Linked DNA regions of Homo sapiens: region 2 is linked to region 1. A link is an interaction called in ENCODE POLR2A ChIA-PET data of the cell type or tissue named here. Cell type or tissue: PC-9. All regions are shown on one strand. Each heading gives the region's core, and the rest is flanking DNA. Links, peaks and the distances in the headings are about the cores only.

Evidence for each region. Peaks named below come from ENCODE experiments on the same cell type or tissue, not always from the same donor. Only the 100,000 strongest peaks of a DNase experiment are listed, where the experiment ranks them.
Region 2: POLR2A ChIA-PET joins it to region 1 with 6 read pairs; 1 of 35 experiments calls an interaction of 5 or more read pairs at or near these places.

Annotation. Positions count from the first base shown.
Region 1 is chr10:75,244,031-75,246,948 of GRCh38, forward strand. No RefSeq gene overlaps it. Among named protein-coding and RNA genes, the nearest start is that of COMTD1, 9.5 kb to the left of the region's middle. In PC-9, for the core only: no CTCF peak of the experiment used is centred there; DNase peaks (open chromatin) are centred at 631 and 1,511; H3K4me3 peaks cover 554 bases; H3K27ac peaks cover 2,500 bases.
Region 2 is chr10:74,439,633-74,442,550 of GRCh38, forward strand. The region is part of intron 6 of ADK (adenosine kinase); the gene reads left to right. Among named protein-coding and RNA genes, the nearest start is that of ADK-AS1, 88 kb to the right of the region's middle. In PC-9, for the core only: no CTCF peak of the experiment used is centred there; no DNase peak of the experiment used is centred there.

The DNA of each region.
Region 1 (2,918 bases), core at 237-2,736:
CTCGGAGCCATTCCTCCTCCTGCCTTGCCAACATGGGCCTGATATTGTTTAAGCAGCAACATGTGCAACTCTGTGGGGGAACTATGATCAGTCTCAGGCTGCCATAACCATCCTAGTCCTTTTCCCAGGATACTACTTTCTTACCCACATAGTTGCTAGGGGTGACTGTGTGGTTCGTTCCTGGCCACAGATAAAGGGGGGCTTCTCAGGACATTTTTCTTTCTGATAATAAGAAATCCTCTTTTCCTGCTTAGTCTCTTCTTACCTTGAATGGAGTTGTATAAAGATGAAATGCTTGCAGCCATAGCAGCCATTTTGTGGCCATGAGGCAACAAAGTTAAGGATTAACAACAAACAAACAAAAAACACCAGTGAGGATGGCAAGAGGAAATACGGTTTATTGGTTCTCAAAGACATTGTCAAGCCCTTGAACCAACATCAGCAGCATCTACCTCCACACTCTGTTCTAGGAGAAAATGGAGCCCTTTGTGTTTAAGGAATGATTAACTGTATACATATCCTTTTAGTTAAGGCTCAGAGCTGTCCTAACTTATTCCAGTCCCCAGGCAGTGTGGCTCATGCCCACAGGGATGGTTTAGAGTTGGTGCTGGATAACCCTGTTTGCTTTTTCTTCAGGCTAGAGTGGCAGATTCCACAATGAACTTTGGAATCGTGCCCTGCATGAGTGAGGCCTCCATTTCCTCAGGAGTGAGTTTGCCCAGTCCCCTTGCAGACAGATTTATGGCAAGCCAGTCCCTCCCCTCCCTGAGAAACCCAATTGCCAGCCCTGGGCAGCCCACCCTCACCCTATGGCAGGCCCGTGGGGTCTCATGGCCCCTCTGGATCTCCCTGTGGGTGAGATGAGATCCCCACATTCTGCAGGTGAGGCCCTGGCGGAGAAGTGACTTATCCAAAGTCCCACGGGCAGGGTGTAGGGGCTGGCTCCAGTTTTGTAGGATCCAAGCTTGGGGGTCCCACTCCAGTAGGAGTCTCTCTATTTGCCCCAGGGCCAGGGTCACAGGGACTTCTGGGACAGTGGATGACCAGGTGGAGTGGGCGCTTCCGGGCAGCAAGCTGAAGCGGGCTTGAGGAAGCCTGTGTTCTCCTGGGCCTGAGAAACAGGTTTCTGTTGCAACAGTGCTGTAACAGCCCTGGACCTCAGTGGCTTCCAAAATAATCATTTACTTTCTCTCTCCTGGTTCAGGAGTCAGCTGGCATGGTTTTGCTTCAAGTTGTGGGTCCAGATCATTTGGGAAGCAGCAGAGACCTGGGGATGCTCTTGCCTGGTGGGCAGCACAAGCACGAGAGGTGCACCACACAGGTGCGTTGAAAGCCCCTGCCCGTGCCAAGTCTGCTGAAGTTCCATTGGCCAAAGCCACTCACTTGGCCAAGCCTGTAGTATCAGGGTAAGTGAGTGTGTTCTACCCGCTCTGTGGGGTGGCCCTGCAAGGCCACCTGTGTAATCCTATTACAGGTGGATGAGTGAAAGGTCAGGATGAACAATCCAATCTAACAGGTCCCACATGCTCCACAGTGACCCCAAAGCCACAGTAACACTCTAACCCCACCTACACCACTGGGCAGGATCTCCTCAGGGCAGGGGGGCGGGGGTGCTGCCTCACGCAGGAGCTGCCTTCAGGTCTGGCTGGCCCCAGGGCCTCTGCAGATCCATTCTTGCTCAATTCCTAAGAGTTCAGGGTTTCCCATCTTGCCTCCCATCAGCTCTGGGAAGCCAAAGACTCCGTCTGTTTCTCAGAGGAAGAACTTGAAGTTCAGGGAGCCAGGGTGTGGCTGAAGATTGCAGGGCAGACTCCCTGCCTCTGCCCAACCCCCACTGCCATCCTGAGCCCAGCAGGGAGGTGCTGAGTGGTCAGGCTCGCCTCCCTGAGCACCTGCCTCCCAGGAGGGACACACTCCCAGCCACTTGCCCCTTTCCTCCATGCCACCCCCACGCTCAGCCTATGCCCTCCCTGCAGAAATGCAGGGAAATGCAGCCGTGGACTGCAGGGTGCAGCCTGCCCTGCTCGGGGGACCTCTCAGCTCTTGTTTGCATTTGGCAGCCCCTGAGCTGGCCTGGGGACAGATTTTTATTTGCCTTGCTCAGGGTTTTATTTGTTTCAATGGAGCCAACACTAAACAGTCAGATTTCACAAAGAATTCAGATTTAATTTCTATTCCTTTTGAAACAGTGAAAGATTTGCCTACATGGGGCCCACTTAGCTGCGGAGCAGGTCTGCTGGGGCTGCCTGGTGCCCCACCCCCCACCCCCCACCTCAGATGGGTTAAGGACCCCTGCCCCAGCCCCCACCACTCCCTGCTGCCTCACACCCAAACAACTTCACTCATTTTCTATATTGGTCTTTATGCTGCTGGCATATGAGCTGTGACCTCTGATTTAATCCAGTTCCCAGAGGCCCAGAGAGGGGAGACTCCTGTCTGGGGTCTATGGCCAGTCAGGAGACCTTATTTCTCTTTCTCTCTTCCCAAGAACTTCATCTGGATCCCTCCTGTGGACTCCAACCCAGAGGCCCAGTCTCTGCTTCCTGCCCCCAGTGGCTCAGGCTAGGGGCTTTCTCTCCAGGCAAAGCTGTTTGTGTCCTGGCTTAATAAAGCTCCCTGGCATTGCTGCCCCAGGGGTACACTCACCCGAGGAAAAAGTCCAGACTGACAAGAGGCTCTGGGAGACATGGGGGGCAGGGGGGCTCATATCTCTGAGCTATACAGCGAAGCCCTGCAGATGTTTAATATTGGATCGTTGGCTGGGCATGGTGGCTCACACCTGTAATCCAAGTACATTGGGAGGCCGAGGCGGGTGAATCACCTGAGGTCAGGAGTTCAAGACCATCCTGGCCAACATGGTGAAACACCGTCTCTACTAAAAATACAAAAATTAGCTAGGTGTGGTGGTGGTGCACACC
Region 2 (2,918 bases), core at 174-2,673, 800 kb before region 1:
CCAAAAGAAAGTTCACCTTTATATTGAAAATGATTAGTTAAATCAGCAAATATTTTCCTGAATATACATTTTATAATATACGATAAATCAAGCAAACATTCTAGGGATATCACATATAATTAAATATCTAATGTTAAATCATTTTATGTTATTTTAATGTTTAAATTATTGTCTCAATTTGAAATAATCACAGATTTTCCTTATAAACCAACTTGGTTTAATTTTAACATATAGACTAACATAATTTCTAGTAGGCATATATGCTTCATTTTAGAAGCCCCTGTTATTAGGTTATATAATTTCTCCTTACAACTTATAATGTAGAAATAGTTTTCTTATAATAAGGTATTTCTCTTAATAGTTAATAATTAAACTTAGTTGATTATTTTAAGTATATAGTACATACAAATAATATATAATTCAAAAGCTATAATATATTTTTCCTATCCCTATTTCCTGGTTCCTCTCTAAGCTAAGGCATTTAGACTAATCCTAGTGGCTTAGTATTGTTTAAATAATTTTTTATTTGAAAATTGATTCCATATTGGACATATTTACAATATTTCCTTGAATAATAATAGCTTACCACATAGTAATACATTACATATTTAGTTCTCTCAGTAGCCTTCTGAGTTAAATTCTGTTATCCATTTGAAAAATGCAGGAACTCAAGGTTAGAGAGGTTAAATAATTGGCTAAAATTCACCTGGCTGATAAGTGACAGATTTGGGCTGGAACTCAGGTCCTCTAATACCAGAGCCTATATTCATAGCCCATACTGTAGGATTATAGAAATAAGGTTATTCCCAGTTGTGCCTTTTATACTTGAAAAGAACAAAAGATTCCACTGAATGCTTATTTTACAATTAATAAATTAAGTTAGGCTTTATCATACCCTAATGAGATATCTTATTATTTGTTTAAAATAAATGATCTACCATTATGTTCATAAATAAAAATAAAGATATTGTTTTATTATAGATGTTAATGTTTTAAAACTTAGATCATCTAAACATGAAAAATCTCTGGCCTAGTCAAAGGCACACTGAGAACTAAACTTGGGATTGGAAAATTTGGAGTTTTCAAATGGCCCTACCAATTCAGCGCATAATTGTATATGCTTATCATTTTTCCAAAGAGGGTTGAATAGTATTCTTCCATTGTATATCTTAGGGAGGCATTATAAAGGTAATATGACATCAGATGTTAAACTTACTTATTTAACCAGCATTCATTGAGGCTGCCTACTATACGTATCCTGTGAAGCAATGTGACCAATACAAAGATGAAGAAAACATGGGTGCTGTCTTTAGTGAACTACCCATCTTCTAGGAAGAATAAGATCTATTGTAATATAAACAAGAGTGATGAGTCCTTAGTATATGTGAAGGTCTCCTCAGCTAAGTTCCAAAAAGTAACAAGCTAACTGTAATTTCACCACCTTAGTATTTTATGAACACCACCTTAGTTTTTATGAACTCAGGACCTTACCTCCACTTTATGAAAACACATATACACAAAGCAAGGAGTTTTAATAAGCACTTGAAAAGATGCTAATCTTAGCCATCAGACAGTGGCATAACCATGTGAGCTTTATCTTAACACCCACTAGGATGTCTATAATCAAGAAGACATAATACCAAGTGTTGACAAGGATGTGGAGAACTTGGAACCCTCATGCACCACTGGTGGAAATATTGGCAGTTCCTCAAAAGGCTAAACACAGAGTTACCATATGACCCAGCAATTCCACTTTTAGATATATACCAAAGAAAAATGAAAACCTGTGTTTACACAAAAATGTGTATATGAATGTTTATGGCAGCATTAATTATAATAGTCAAAAGGTAGAAATGACTGAAATGTTCATCAACTGCTGAATGGATAAATAAAATTAGATTGTTATTTTACATGAGACACAAAAATGAACTCAAAACAGATTAAAGATTTAAACATAAAACCTGAGACCTTAAAACTCAGAAGAAAACATATTAGAAAAGCTCCGTGACACTGGTCTTGCAATGACTTTTTATGTATGACACTAAAAGCACAGGCAGCAAAAGCAAAATTAAACAAAATTGTATCTATATCAAACCAAAAAGTTTCTGCACAGCAAAGGAGACAACAAAAGAAAAGGCAACTCACAGAATGGGAGAAAATATTTGTAAACCCCATATATGATAAAAGGTTAATTATCCAAAATATGTAAGGAACTCATACAACTCAATAGCAGAAAACCCGATTAAAAAATGAGCCCAGGACCTGAATAGACATTTTCCATAGAAGACATACAAATGACCCAGGTATATGAAAACATGTGCAGTGTCCCTAATCATCAAAGAAATACAAATCAAAAGACCACAGTGAAGCTGGGTTCAGTGGTGGTGGTGCGTACCTATAGTGCCAGCTACTTAGGAGACTGAGATAGGAGGATCAGTTGAGCCCAGGGGTTCAAGGCCAGCCTAGGCAACATAGGAAGACCCTATCTCTTTAAAAAAAGAAAAAAAAAATTACTCCCCCACCCCCACTTTCCTCTCCCTCACAATGAGATACTACCTTAAATTTGTGACTGTTATCAAAAAGTCAAAATCATGTGGAAAAAAGGGATCCCTTGTTAGCGGGAATGTAAATTGGCACAGAGATTATGAAAAACAATACGAAAGTTCCTTTAAAAACAGAACTACTATATAATCCAACAATCTCATTTTTGGATATAAATCTAAAGGAGATCGGCCGGGCATGGTGGCTCATGCCCGTAATCCCAGCACTGTGGAAGGCCGAAGTGGGCGGATCACTTGAGGACAGGAGTTGGAGACTGGCCTGGCCAACATGATGAAACCCCATCTGTACTAAAAATATAAAAATTAGCTGGGCGTGGTAGCACATGCCTGTAATCCCAGCTACTTGGGAAGCTGCGG